Regions from separate parts of the Mus musculus genome. Here all the other regions are linked to region 3. A link is a loop called in an ENCODE intact Hi-C map of the cell type or tissue named here. Cell type or tissue: left cerebral cortex. All regions are shown on one strand.

Evidence for each region. Peaks named below come from ENCODE experiments on the same cell type or tissue, not always from the same donor. Only the 100,000 strongest peaks of a DNase experiment are listed, where the experiment ranks them.
Region 1: it touches region 3 in a loop (2.6-fold over the local background); 3 of 42 quality-filtered maps call a loop at or near these places.
Region 2: it touches region 3 in a loop (5-fold over the local background); 3 of 42 quality-filtered maps call a loop at or near these places.

The regions. Positions count from the first base shown.
Region 1 is chrX:20,160,053-20,164,052 of GRCm38, reverse strand. Slc9a7 (solute carrier family 9 (sodium/hydrogen exchanger), member 7) reads left to right here. Exons shown (of 17, transcript NM_177353.4): 8 at 1,514-1,619; 9 at 1,821-1,909; 10 at 2,012-2,125. Among named protein-coding and RNA genes, the nearest start is that of Chst7, 100 kb to the right of the region's middle. In left cerebral cortex, CTCF peaks have their summits at 1,559 (motif pointing left) and 2,177 (motif pointing left); DNase peaks (open chromatin) are centred at 1,551, 2,134 and 3,610; H3K27ac peaks cover 448 bases.
Region 2 is chrX:20,170,384-20,174,383 of GRCm38, reverse strand. The region is part of intron 5 of Slc9a7 (solute carrier family 9 (sodium/hydrogen exchanger), member 7); the gene reads left to right. Among named protein-coding and RNA genes, the nearest start is that of Chst7, 110 kb to the right of the region's middle. In left cerebral cortex, no CTCF peak of the experiment used is centred here; no DNase peak of the experiment used is centred here.
Region 3 is chrX:20,286,914-20,290,913 of GRCm38, reverse strand. The region is part of intron 1 of Slc9a7 (solute carrier family 9 (sodium/hydrogen exchanger), member 7); the gene reads left to right. Among named protein-coding and RNA genes, the nearest start is that of Slc9a7, 2.9 kb to the left of the region's middle. In left cerebral cortex, no CTCF peak of the experiment used is centred here; DNase peaks (open chromatin) are centred at 507, 822, 1,506, 1,970 and 1 more place; H3K4me3 peaks cover 2,020 bases.

The sequences.
Region 1 (4,000 bases), 130 kb after region 3:
TTTTGCTCTTTGTAAAATCTCAGGTATACCTAACTAACTACATTTTAAGTGTTGAGAAACCACAAGTAGCCAGTAGTTTCTATGTCAGTAGCACAAATTAAGATAGGTTTGTTTAAAGACCCTGGTACTGAGGGTTTAATTGCTCAGTGAACTTATTTGTGACTTGGTTTTACACACACACACATATTAGTTTGCAAAGAGCAAGTTCTCAGTTCCTGCTTTCAGATCAGAATCTTAGATTGATCGTTCTTTTGATGGTGTACTGAATGGCAGTAGGAGAAGGGAGATCCCTGGTGTTCTTAAAAGTAGACCCCAGCACCTCATTGTTGTCTCAGAAGTTACAGACTTCTTCTCTTTTGTCCCATACCTGGATCAGGTCTTAATGATCCATGGGGATCAGAGCCTGACGAGTCTGTCTTCCCAGGCCTGCCTAAGGCCTTCCAGCTCTATGAGGACTAACCTGTCAAGTCAAACCTGTAGCAACATATTTACTCATAGCATCATAATAATTCATGTACTATCCAACCCACCCATTTAGGGTACATAATTCTATTTCTTTGAATTCCTTACTTTACTAAGTTTAAAAACACAATATATAGTAAAAATTGCTTCAGTACACAATTTAGTTATTAAGTACAGGAGCCAGCAAGATGGCACAATAGTTATGGGCTTTTGCCACCAAGCCTAATGACTTGAGCTTGATCCCTGGAGCCTATGTGGTGAAAGAAAACTACTTCCTACAAGATATCCTCTGACCTTTACATGCTTGCTTAGCACGAACATGTGTATCACACACACACACACACGTGAACTGTTTCACACTAAATTCCCTGTATTGTCTAGGCATTCCTGCTACCTGTTCCAAGAATGCTATTCCTCATCTCAGACAGGCCCTCTGTGCCAATTCAACAGGAATTCTGCACTCTGGCTCTGGTCCTGGTAACCTGTATTCTACTGGAAGGTTTCTTTAATTTGTATGGTAGAGGAATGATCAAATATAGGACCTCTAATGTGATAGGCAAGTGCTTACAATTCATCTACAGTACCAGTAACCAGAAAGCTTAATTTTTAATTTATGTTACTTCAAAATTGAGCCGGGTGTGGTTGTGTCACCTTTAATCCTAGCACTTGGAAGGTAGAGGCCAGTGGATCTCTGTGAGTTTAAGGCCAATCTGATATGCACAGTGAGTTCCAGGCCAGCCAAGGCTACACAGAAAAACCCTGTCTCAAAAAGAAAGGAAGGAAATAAATAAATAAACAAGCAAGCAAACAAATTAATAAATATCTGGTCAGGGATGTGTGGCCCAATGGTGGATGGAGTACTAGCATAGCATATTTTGGGCTCTTAAGTTCCATCCCAACATTGTAACATTTAAAATAAGAGATAAGACCCTCCAAGGATGTATAGGGAATGGCTGGCCCTCAGAGAGGGGGCTCTCAGACTAAAAGAATAGGGATCTCAAGTGTCCCTGCTGCCCCTGCCCAGAGCTGCTGTCCTTAACCTGGTGCTGACGTGACCAAGTTTACTAAGCTGCACTGCTTCCCCCTGCTGGAGACAGCGCTTTTTTTCCTGATGTCCTGGAGTACCTTTCTCCTGGCGGAAGCCTGTGGGTTTACAGGTAGGTTTACTGCTGGGCTGCAGCAGGGCCTGTAAGAGAGGGAGGGAGAGAGGAAAAGAGGGAGGAGCAGATGAAAGGCGGTAGGGGGAGGGAGGGAAGGAGGATTGGAGTTAGGCAAGTCTCGCATGCCATGGATTTTCATGTCAGTAGATTTTTTTGGTCTCGTCTTTCCCATTGACGTTTAGAAACTCTTTTTGACAGGTGTTGTAGCTGTCCTTTTCTGTGGGATTACACAAGCTCATTACACATATAACAACCTGTCAGTAGAATCTCGAAGTCGAAGCAAGCAGGTAAGAGTGGTCCTTGAGCCCGCTGGGCTGCCAAGTAGCTGGACAGGAGGAATGCAGCCAGGAATGCAGTGTTCACAGCCTCCCTTTTCCTTCTTCCTGCAGCTTTTTGAGGTGTTACACTTCCTGGCAGAGAACTTCATCTTTTCCTACATGGGCCTGGCACTGTTCACCTTCCAGAAACACGTTTTCAGCCCCATTTTCATCATCGGTGCTTTTGTATCCTTTTCCTATTTGACATTGTAGACAGAAGTGACCTCTGCTGGGAAAGGCATGCAACTACTAAGAGGATTCTGACTCTGATTAGAATGGGTAGCTGGGTCCGTTCTAGTTCAGTGTATTTGTAGTGGGGTAGGGAGTGGGGGTGGGAAGCTTCCTAAAGCTGAATATATTTGATTTCTAGGGCTGTCTTTTTTTTTCTGGCATTCTCTGTTCTAAGCTAGTGTTTGTTGGGCAGTCATTTGTTTTGTAGAGTTCTGTCCTGATTAGATCTAAAAGTCAATAACCATGCCAGACCCCAGAATTATTGTAGATATGCTATTGTCGCTATTGTCATGTCAGCTGTAACAGAGTCAGTTCCCTGGTTCTAGTGATTAGAAGGTTCCACTCTTCTTGCTCTCAGCTGCAGATTCTAGCTTGGGTAGCCCCAACCCATGCTGCCTTTGTGTGTGTGTAGACAGTGTCCATACTTTCAGCTAAGCTGCCCTGCCCCTTAGATTATGCTGGGAGAGACTTCTTTGTTTTTTCTAAAACAGGAAGGAAGAGAGGTTTGAAAGAAGGAAGAGATGAGGAAAAAAGAACAGATAAAAAACTGATAGAATTGAAGGGGAGGAGGAAGGAATGAGAAAGAGGATGAGAAGAAAAGATAAAACTTCTTTGACGTCAACCCTTGGGGATGTAATATTTCAGAAGTGGGGCATTTTGGGTGCTTGGGTTAGATAGGAGGGAGGGATGTGAGTGCCCTGGAGTGGCTCAGCAGCTGATGGCTTTGCTCACATGGTCTTAGATACCATTGTACTATTGTCACTGAAGTCACTTTTCTGGGGCAGGATTTTTAAGATCTGTTCCTATTGATTTTTTACATTTATTTATTTATTTATTTAGCCTTTTCAAGGCCTCATGGGAATCCTTAACTCTTCTAGAAAGAATGTTTTTTTTCTTCTGGGAATTTGGTTTCATGTGCAAGAGTGTAGGGCTGCCCCTCCTTAGCTGCTAGATAGTGACAGTGCCAGAATCCTAGTTAGGATCTTACTGAGTGGCTTCACATAGTCACTAAAAAACAGCTTAATTTCCGTGGGATTGGCTTTCCTTCACTAAGACTTGGCATGTTGCTTTGATTTGTATTTCCTGCATGGCATCCTGGAAGAGATAGTGGGAGGAGGGCCTTGTTTACAGATCAGGGCCTCTTGGCTGGGTGAGCCACATCCTCTGCGAGTCCAAAAAGGCTTCTGACCACTTGAGGCTTTTTCTTTCACCTCTGAGTAGAATGTGCTTTACAAGCACTGTCATTTCCTTTTGTTAACAACAAAATCAAACAAGGAAAGGAGAAAGAAAAAACAAAAAAGGCAGAAAAACACTTTGCACTTTACCCTGGAGGAAGTAGAAGATAGTTTGTCCCTGGCTTCTGTCTGAGACAGCTGTGGCTCCTGCAGCTGGTGCATTGCTGGACGGAAGCTCTGTTTGCTGGCTCCTGTCTGAGTTTCCTTCTCTGACCAGGGGATTGGGCAGCTCTCTCTGTTGGGTGCTGTTTAAACTTGGCAAGGAAAAGATGACCAGTTTCCCTGAATTCTTTGCTTTTCACAGCAGAACCCCTTTTTCTTATTCATCCTTTTCTACATTTTACACTCCCAAGGAGCAGTAAAGCTACATAAGCAGAGAACTCTCTCTGCGTTAATTTGTATGAGAGAATGTCTGTTTGTGGTAAGAATACGCAGTTTCTTCACTTCTAATTTTCCTGAGCTCCCTGGGCCTTGAACTCCCTGATGTTTGCTTGCAAATGAAGCTTGTTGGCTCTTTCCCAGCAAACTTTCTACAGTTCGAATCTAGGCTTACTTTTCTTTCTTGCCATTCTCTTTTAAATAGAGCCCAACATAG
Region 2 (4,000 bases), 120 kb after region 3:
AGTACCCAAGGAGCTAAAGGGGTCTGCAACCCTATAGGTGGAGCAACAATATGAACTAACCAGTACCCCAGAGCTCGTATCTCTAGCTGCATTTGTAGCAGAAGATGGCCTAGTTGGCCATCATTGGGAAGAGAGGCCCCTTGGTCTTGCAAACTTTATATGCCCCAGTACAGGGGAATGCCAGGGCCAAGAAGTGGGAGTGAGTGGGTGGGGGAGCAGGCCAAGGGTAGGGTATAGGGGACTTTTGAAATGTAAATGAAGAAAATATTAATAAAAAAGAGAAAATGGTAGTACCCATGTGATATGGGGAAGACTAGGCATCTGCACAGGCCCAAGTGAAGACTTGGTGGTATCAACAAAAATTGCCTTGAAGTTATTCTTTAGCCTGCTTCTATTATTGTGACCCTCATGTCATAGCTATTTTCTATACAAAACTAGTGTAGGGCCAAATAACTAATAATAATATAGTTTAGTTTTGTGAATTCCAAAATTACTGACGTTAAATCTCTCCTAATTGGAGTACTTAGTAAGTGACTAAGTGGGAGTGTGGGGGTAGAGAATCACAGACATCAGAGTTCGATGCATTGCTGGGTATAAGTGGGAAGAGACTAGGTACACTTGCTTGCTTGTTTGCTTTTTGGAAACAGGGCCTCATTGTAGCTCAGCATGGTTTAGAACTCACTGTGAAGCACAGGCTGACCTCATTGCTGCTTTGCCCTTGTAAGTGGTGGTTTACAGGTGTGAACTACTACATCTAGCTGTTTAATGATAAGATTTGGGAATCTGTTCTCCTATGGAGTCTTCTGAGGTCTTATTCTTTGGATAGTTACAGTCTTGAGAATGACTCTCTGAAGAGCCACTGAGATGTTTTTGAGCAGCAAAATATATATAATTCCAACTGTAAGCACTCTTTTGATAAATGCTCACCTGATGATTATGGACCATTGAGCAAGGACTTGGTGTTAAGGGGACTAGATCAGATTGCTTTTTTGTTCCTAAGCCATCTAGCACAAATTCTAGTATGGAATGGTATTGACAGACAGAAAGAAAAAAGAGCTTCTTATTTCAGAAACAAAGAGAGACTAGGATCCCCCACAACACGATTTGAAGCCCTACCTGTCAGTGATCCTCAGCATCTTCTAATGCTGACACCTAGGGGACTAACCCTTTTTTAGTGAAAGTGTGAGGGACATTTATTTAAGTTACACCTAAACCAGGGAAAAGCTCTTCCTTTAGAGGCGACTTTCTTACTCTTGTTATCTCTATACCATCCTCTTTCGGATGCCGCTGTGTGCTGTGGATATTTCCTCACTGTGGTCAGACATAGACTTGCTAAGGAGAAGCACCACAGGGTGCCTTATAAAGCAATAGCAGGAAGAAAGAAGAATTAAGATCCATACCAGTTCTATGTAACTATCTATTGTTATTAGATATGCTTTCAGATCTAAAAATGTGCAATCAAATATGTATTACTTTTACTGTTAATTATAGTATTTAGGCAAACCATGTTCTAAAGTCAGAAAAGTCTTTGAAGTTATATTGTATAATCCACCACTTTGTTAAATGTGATGATTACTTTTAACTGTTCATTTGATTGGTTTAAGAAACACTAGGACATTAATAAGGAATATTTTTGAGTAAGCCTATGAGGACATTAATGGAGGGGGTTAAGACATGCCCTGAGGATGGCCTAGTCGGTCACCAATGGGAGGAGAGGCCCTTGGTCCTGTGAAGGTTCTATGCCCCAGTGTAGGTGAATGCCAGGCTCAGAAAGTGGGTGTGGTGGATTGGTGAGCAGGGGGAGGGGAAGAGGATAGGGGGTTTCGGAGGGGAAACCAGGAAAGGGGCTAACCTTTGAAATGTAAATAAAGAAAATCTCTAATTAAATAAAAAGGCATGCTCTGAATGTGGGTGCTACTTACTCCTTTGGCTGGAGTTCTCTTCTTCTCTTTCCTTCTTTCTTTCTTTCTTTCTTTCTTTCTTTCTTTCTTTCTTTCTTTCTTTCTTTCTTTCTTTCTTTGGTTTTTCAAGACAGGGTTTTTCTGTGTAGCCCTGGCTGTCCTAGAACTCACTTTGTAGACCAGGCTGGCCTCGAACTCAGAAATCCGTCTGCCTCTGCCTCCCAAGTGCTGGGATTAAAGGCGTGCGCCACCATGCCCGGCATTGGAGTTCTTGACTGATTGATCAGTCAGGGAAAAGAGGCAAAGTCAGCTAATATCAGCATTTATCTCACCTTTCTTTCTAATTGTAGACTCAATACAGTCACCTCATGCTCTTGGTACCATTCCTTCACAGTAATGATGTACTATATTCCATCAAACCATGAGCCAAAATAAATCCTTCCTTCTTTAAGTTCTGCTTTTCAGGTCGCTGGTATGAGAAAAGTAACCAGCCTACCAAATCTTTGGACTTTGCTGTGTGTTGAATTCTTCAACAGTTGATGGCTGTTGCATACTTTTTGCCTGCCCATCATATTTACCTGCCACCCTTTCCTCTTTTTCGGCCCCGGAAGTCTGACTTACATAGGTTCCTTTGCTTTCTGCTTTCCTATTAGATTCATTTATAGTGAATGCTACTGGAAGGGGGTTGCAGATATAGGAATCCTGCAGACCAGTTGTACCACTTCATCAGAAGTTACACCTCCCGTCAGATGGCCTAGTTCCTACAACTTCAGGGTCTGGTAACTGTTCCTTGCCCTGAAGCCTTCAGGCCTGTGGGTGAAAGTACCCTGTTTTTTCAGCCTCAAGTACTGTTCTCCCTTCTAGTTTCCCTGTACTCTTGCCACACTTTTATAAATAACTTCCTTATAAAACCCTTCTTAGCTTGCCTTTTGTTTCTTCCCAAGACCCCCTGACTGATAGTATCTAATGACCTAGGTCTCTTGCTTCTAGACTGCCAAGCCTGGGCACTGTTCTTTTTTTTTTTTTTTTTTTTTTTTTTTTTGCTTCCATCAGTTGTGAGTCCCTGAGTCCCCATGTAGCTGTGTGGACAGAACCCCACCCATGGTAGTCCACACTGGGCATATGATGTAACTGAGGAATGAAATTTCTCTTGTATTAATCACTGAGATTTGAGGGATTTCAATACTTAAATTACAGAGCAGCTCAAGAATTGCACAGAGTCTGTTTTCTTACCCTTAAATGAGATTAATAGTAATAATAGCCTCCTCATAGGGTTTTATAAGAACTCAATTATATTACAAAATGCTTAGCATGGTGTCTGCTTTGTGGTAAGTCATCAGCATTTGTGGTTATCGTTGTTAATTTTTCTTCAAGAGCTGCATTTTAAAAAATTTTATTTAATCTTTTTTTTACAATCCAAATTTTATCCTCCTCCCCACCTACCCTCTGACTGTTGCACATCTCATACATTTCCCTACCCCCATGTCCACGAGGATGTCCTCACCCCCCACTCCCCTGCCACACCAGACCTCCCCACTCTCTGGGGCCTCTAGTCTCTTGAGGGTTAGGTGTATCTTCTCTGACTGAGTTCAGACCTGGCAGTCCTCTGCTGTATGTGTGTTGGGGGCCTCCTATCAGCTGGTGTATGCTTGTTTGGTGGTACAGTGTTTGAGAGACCTCTGGGGTCCAGGTTAGTTGAGCCTGCCAGTCCTCCTACAGGGTATCCCTCCCTCTTCATCTTCTTCCAGCTTTTCTCTAATTCCACAACAGGGGTCAGCTGCTTCTGTCCATTGGTTGGGTGCACATATCTGCATCTGACTCTTTCAGCTGTTTGGTCTTTCAGAGGACAGTCATGCTAGGTCCCTTTTTGTGAGCACTCTATAGCCTCAGTAATAGTGTCAGACCTTGGGGCTTCCTCTTGAGCTGGATCCCAATTTGGGCCTGTCACTGGACCTCTTTTTTCTCAGGCTTCTCTCCATTTTTGTCCCTGCAGTTCTTTCAGACAGGAACAATATGGGTCAGAGTTTTTGACTGTGAGTTGGCAACCCCATCCCACACTTGATGCCCTGCATTTTTTTTTAAAAGGCAATTCTTATATA
Region 3 (4,000 bases):
ATGTAAATCTTGACTTGGGTTGCTCATGGTGGTCATCGCAGGTTGGTGCCCACTTCTGATGTTTGTGTTCTTTCATTTCTTGTTAATAAAGTGCAATGAGGAATACAGAGAAAGATGAGCGTGGTTTAGGACCCAGACTGATGACACCACAATGTCAGGCCTAACTAGAGACAGGTACCCTTATGTCTCATTGGGAAGTTATGCCTTTTGCAAGTCAAGGGTAGCTCTTATAACCCTAAAATATAACATACATTTCTGAGTTCGTGGAGAGAAAAGTGATGGTTTTAATCTTGGAGTCAGTCCTCTTTTGTTAAGGATGGGCTGATCCCACTATCCTTTCTGGATTTAGTGATTTAGTAGTATACAGCATATTACATGGGCAAGGCTAGGACATGGATAATAACAGCCACAATCTGAGTCATCCTGTTTTCTCTCTGTGTGCCTCCTGTCACCTCCACCCCCAATGGACTCCAAACTAGAGCCAAGCATTCTTTTTAATTTAATTCAGAGATGTTAACTCCCTCAAAGCAGCATCCTATAGTGGAGAGAGAAGGAGGGAGCCAGGGAGGAAGGGAGGGAGGGAGAGAGAGGGAGAGAGGGAGAGAGAGACTGACTGAGACTCTGATGGACTGTTTCACAAGCTAGAGCATGTTACTTCATCACAGTATATACTCCACTCAATTTCTATTCAGGGATCTCTGACAGAGAATGGAAAGCAGGTAGCTTAATCTTTAATGTGGAAATTACTCTTGGTCCTGGGCCTTACAGGTCTTATGGTTCCTGTTTAGTTATTAATAACCAGGGCTTATGGCTACCAAACCCTTTCAGAAAAATTGTATGAGGGACTAGTGCTGTCAGGAATCTTCCAGTATGGAAGTAGTGGCCTAAATAGATCTTGAAACCAGAAAACCATAAACCTAGTTGGTTATCGGAAAGCACAGGTCTCAGGACAGACTTTGGCCTCCATACCTGCTCATGGAGCCTTTGTAGTTTGTGTTATTTGGTCACAAATGAGTGACATGAGGAAAGCAGGTAAACTGAGATGTTTCCTAGCAGATAGTGAGGAACTGAAGTACGTTGCCATTTTAGGTTATTGACTCAGAGCCACGTTGGAAATGAAGACTGCCTTTGTATGTTTATACAAATCTATGAGAATATATTTATTTTACAAAATTCAGAGCCCACTCCTTAAAGAACAATGTGAAATAGGAAGTACATTTGGTGGGCTCATAAATGCATGTTCAAAGATACAAAAAATAAATGGGGATAAAAATATATTCTGAGGATTATCCTATGTTCATAGAAATTCAGTAATAGTTATCTTTGGCCTTTGTTTCGTTCAAGACAGGGTCTCACACAATAGCTTAGGCTGTCCTAAAACTCACTGTGTAGCCGTGGTTGGCCTTGCATTTCAGGGCAGTTCTGCCTCAGCCTGGGATGACAAGCATGAGCTAGCACACACAGCTCCAGTCATCTTTATTTTAATGCTTAAAGCAATAGTGGGATTTTCTTTTGCTGATATATACTTTAAAATTTCACCTCGGTGTTTTAGCCACTGGGACCACATGCCAGTATGCTGTTTCATTTTGTGGATAGTTGTGCTATAAATGATAAATCTCATAATATACCTGTATAATTTTGTCCTTTGTCTTTAGATCTTCTTGCTGCTTTTAAATGTATTGAGAGGTTTATTTTGTCAGTGTGCGATGTGCTGAGATATGTCAAATATTTATATGTTGTATGATGTGGGTTGTTTGTAATTGTGAGAAAACATTTTTCTGCAGGATATTTTATCTTCCGTTTCAATCTTCTCCTCGATCCAACTCTGAATTCTAATGTTACTTGATTAGCTAATCTTTCATTATATACTTAAGATTATTAGTGATAAGGCAGGAGACTCTGACCTGCACATGCATATTGGTGTGCACACCTGAACATACCTGTGCACGCACATGTATCTACTCACAGACAAAGAAATCAGATTTTATTTCTCCGCGGCAATAGAGGAAGTGAGTAGTTCTCCTGTCTCTGAGTAATGCAGGGCAGGAAGGCTCAGGGGAAGCACTGGTTGAGTATCTGTCTGCTGTGTGATAGGGATGCATAGTAATTTCTGGAAACTACAATTTAAATTTAAAATGCTTGTTATGTTTTTGTAAGTGAAGATGTTCAATTGTGAAATCCCCAAACCCTAAAGTCTTTTTAAAGTCTCATTCTTCTCATCTATTTTATTGGCATATATTCGTAGTACACAGTCCTGGATTTCATGAGAACATTTTAACACAAGTGTTTGGTACACATTGACAGTATTCTCTTCATACCCTGCTGTATCCTCCAGGTTTTTTTCCTCCTGCATTCTGCCATTTACCTTTTTTTTTCATTGAGCAACGTTTTTTCAACCTTCCGAATCCTGTGACCCTTTTATATACTTCCTTATGCTGTGGTGATCCCCAACCATAAAATTATTTTTGTTGCTACTTCATAACTGGAATTTTGTTACTATTCTGAATGGTAAATATTATGAATGTAAATATTTTTGGAAAAAGAGGTTTTCAAAGGAGTTGTGGCCACAGGTTGAGAACTCCTGCTTTAGACATTCAAGCTTCCATTTTCATGTCATGAATATATGCATAATTTTATGTTATATCTATGAAGTCTGGGATTTGCAAATGAGAGAAAATATGCAATATCTGTTTTTTGAGTCTGACTTAATTTACTTATTGCGATAATATGCAGCTGCACACATTTTCCTACACAGCACATAATTTCATCATTCTTGGATGAGTAAAATTCCATTATGTATGTATACCACATTCTCTTTATCCATTTGACAGATACGTAGGTTGGTTCCATAGTTTAGCTCTTGGGAATCCTGCTGCAGTAAACATGGATGTGCAAGTATCTTGTCTTGGAATCCTTTGAGTAAATATCCAGGAGTCTTCCACCTTTTTTCTATTGAACTGATATTTAATTTGACAGAAGTATCTTAGTATTAAACAAATAAACTAGTGTAGTTATAAATACCTCTGGAAGTATATGTAACAAACTAGGCCTTGGTTCCTTAGGGGACAGAACCTCAATGGCTGTGACTTGTGAGTCAAGGCAGATGTCACCATGAACTTTTTTGTCCATTTTGATTTTTGAACTGTAAAAGTGGTGTAAAATTATTTACTTACTACCACATCTATGCCTTCTTTCTGTAGGACTTGTGATGCATGTGCGTCTTACATCACTCACTTTAACACCCACATCTCCCTATTTAAATCATAGTATGTCATTCCACTGTCCCCAAGGAATAGTTATTACAGTAGAAATTTACACCAATAGATCCTGTAGTAGTAAGTACTTGCTCAGGTACAAAAGACCTAAAGATAAAAAGAGACACATTGTGAATGGTTAGCATTTGTGGTAAAAGACAAGGACCAAAAGACACTTATGATCATTTTCCCTGATAGGCCAAGGCAGCTACAAGGCAAAGTGTTCTCAGGCCCAACTTTCCAGGGATTTTGAAAGTAGCCCCCAGACCTTGACATGTTAGCTGTAGACATGTGGGTAAGGACTTAGCACAGCAATAGTCTAACTGTGTTGTTAGGCTAGGGAGCTCCTGGTTGTCTCTGTAGGCGATTTAGCACCATTTTGAAGTTACTGGCTCCTACATGTCTGGCTGTATAGTCCAAAATAAACTGTCAGTTAATTGTGGTTCTCTCTCACATTTACAGTAGTTCTACTTCCTCTATAGTGTTTTTGTGTCAACTCATGTGTATCCATAATAATATAATTGTGCCATAGTAGCCTACCACATGCTTTCTTTTTTTATTAGATATTTTCTTTATTTACATTTCAAATGCTATCCCGAAAGTCCCCTATACCCTCCCCCGCCCTGCTCCCCTACCCACCCACTCCCACTTCTTGGCCCTGGCGTTCCCCTGTACTGGGGCATATAAAGTTTGCTAGACCAAGGGGCCTCTCTTCCCAATGATGGCCGACTAGGCCATCTTCTGCT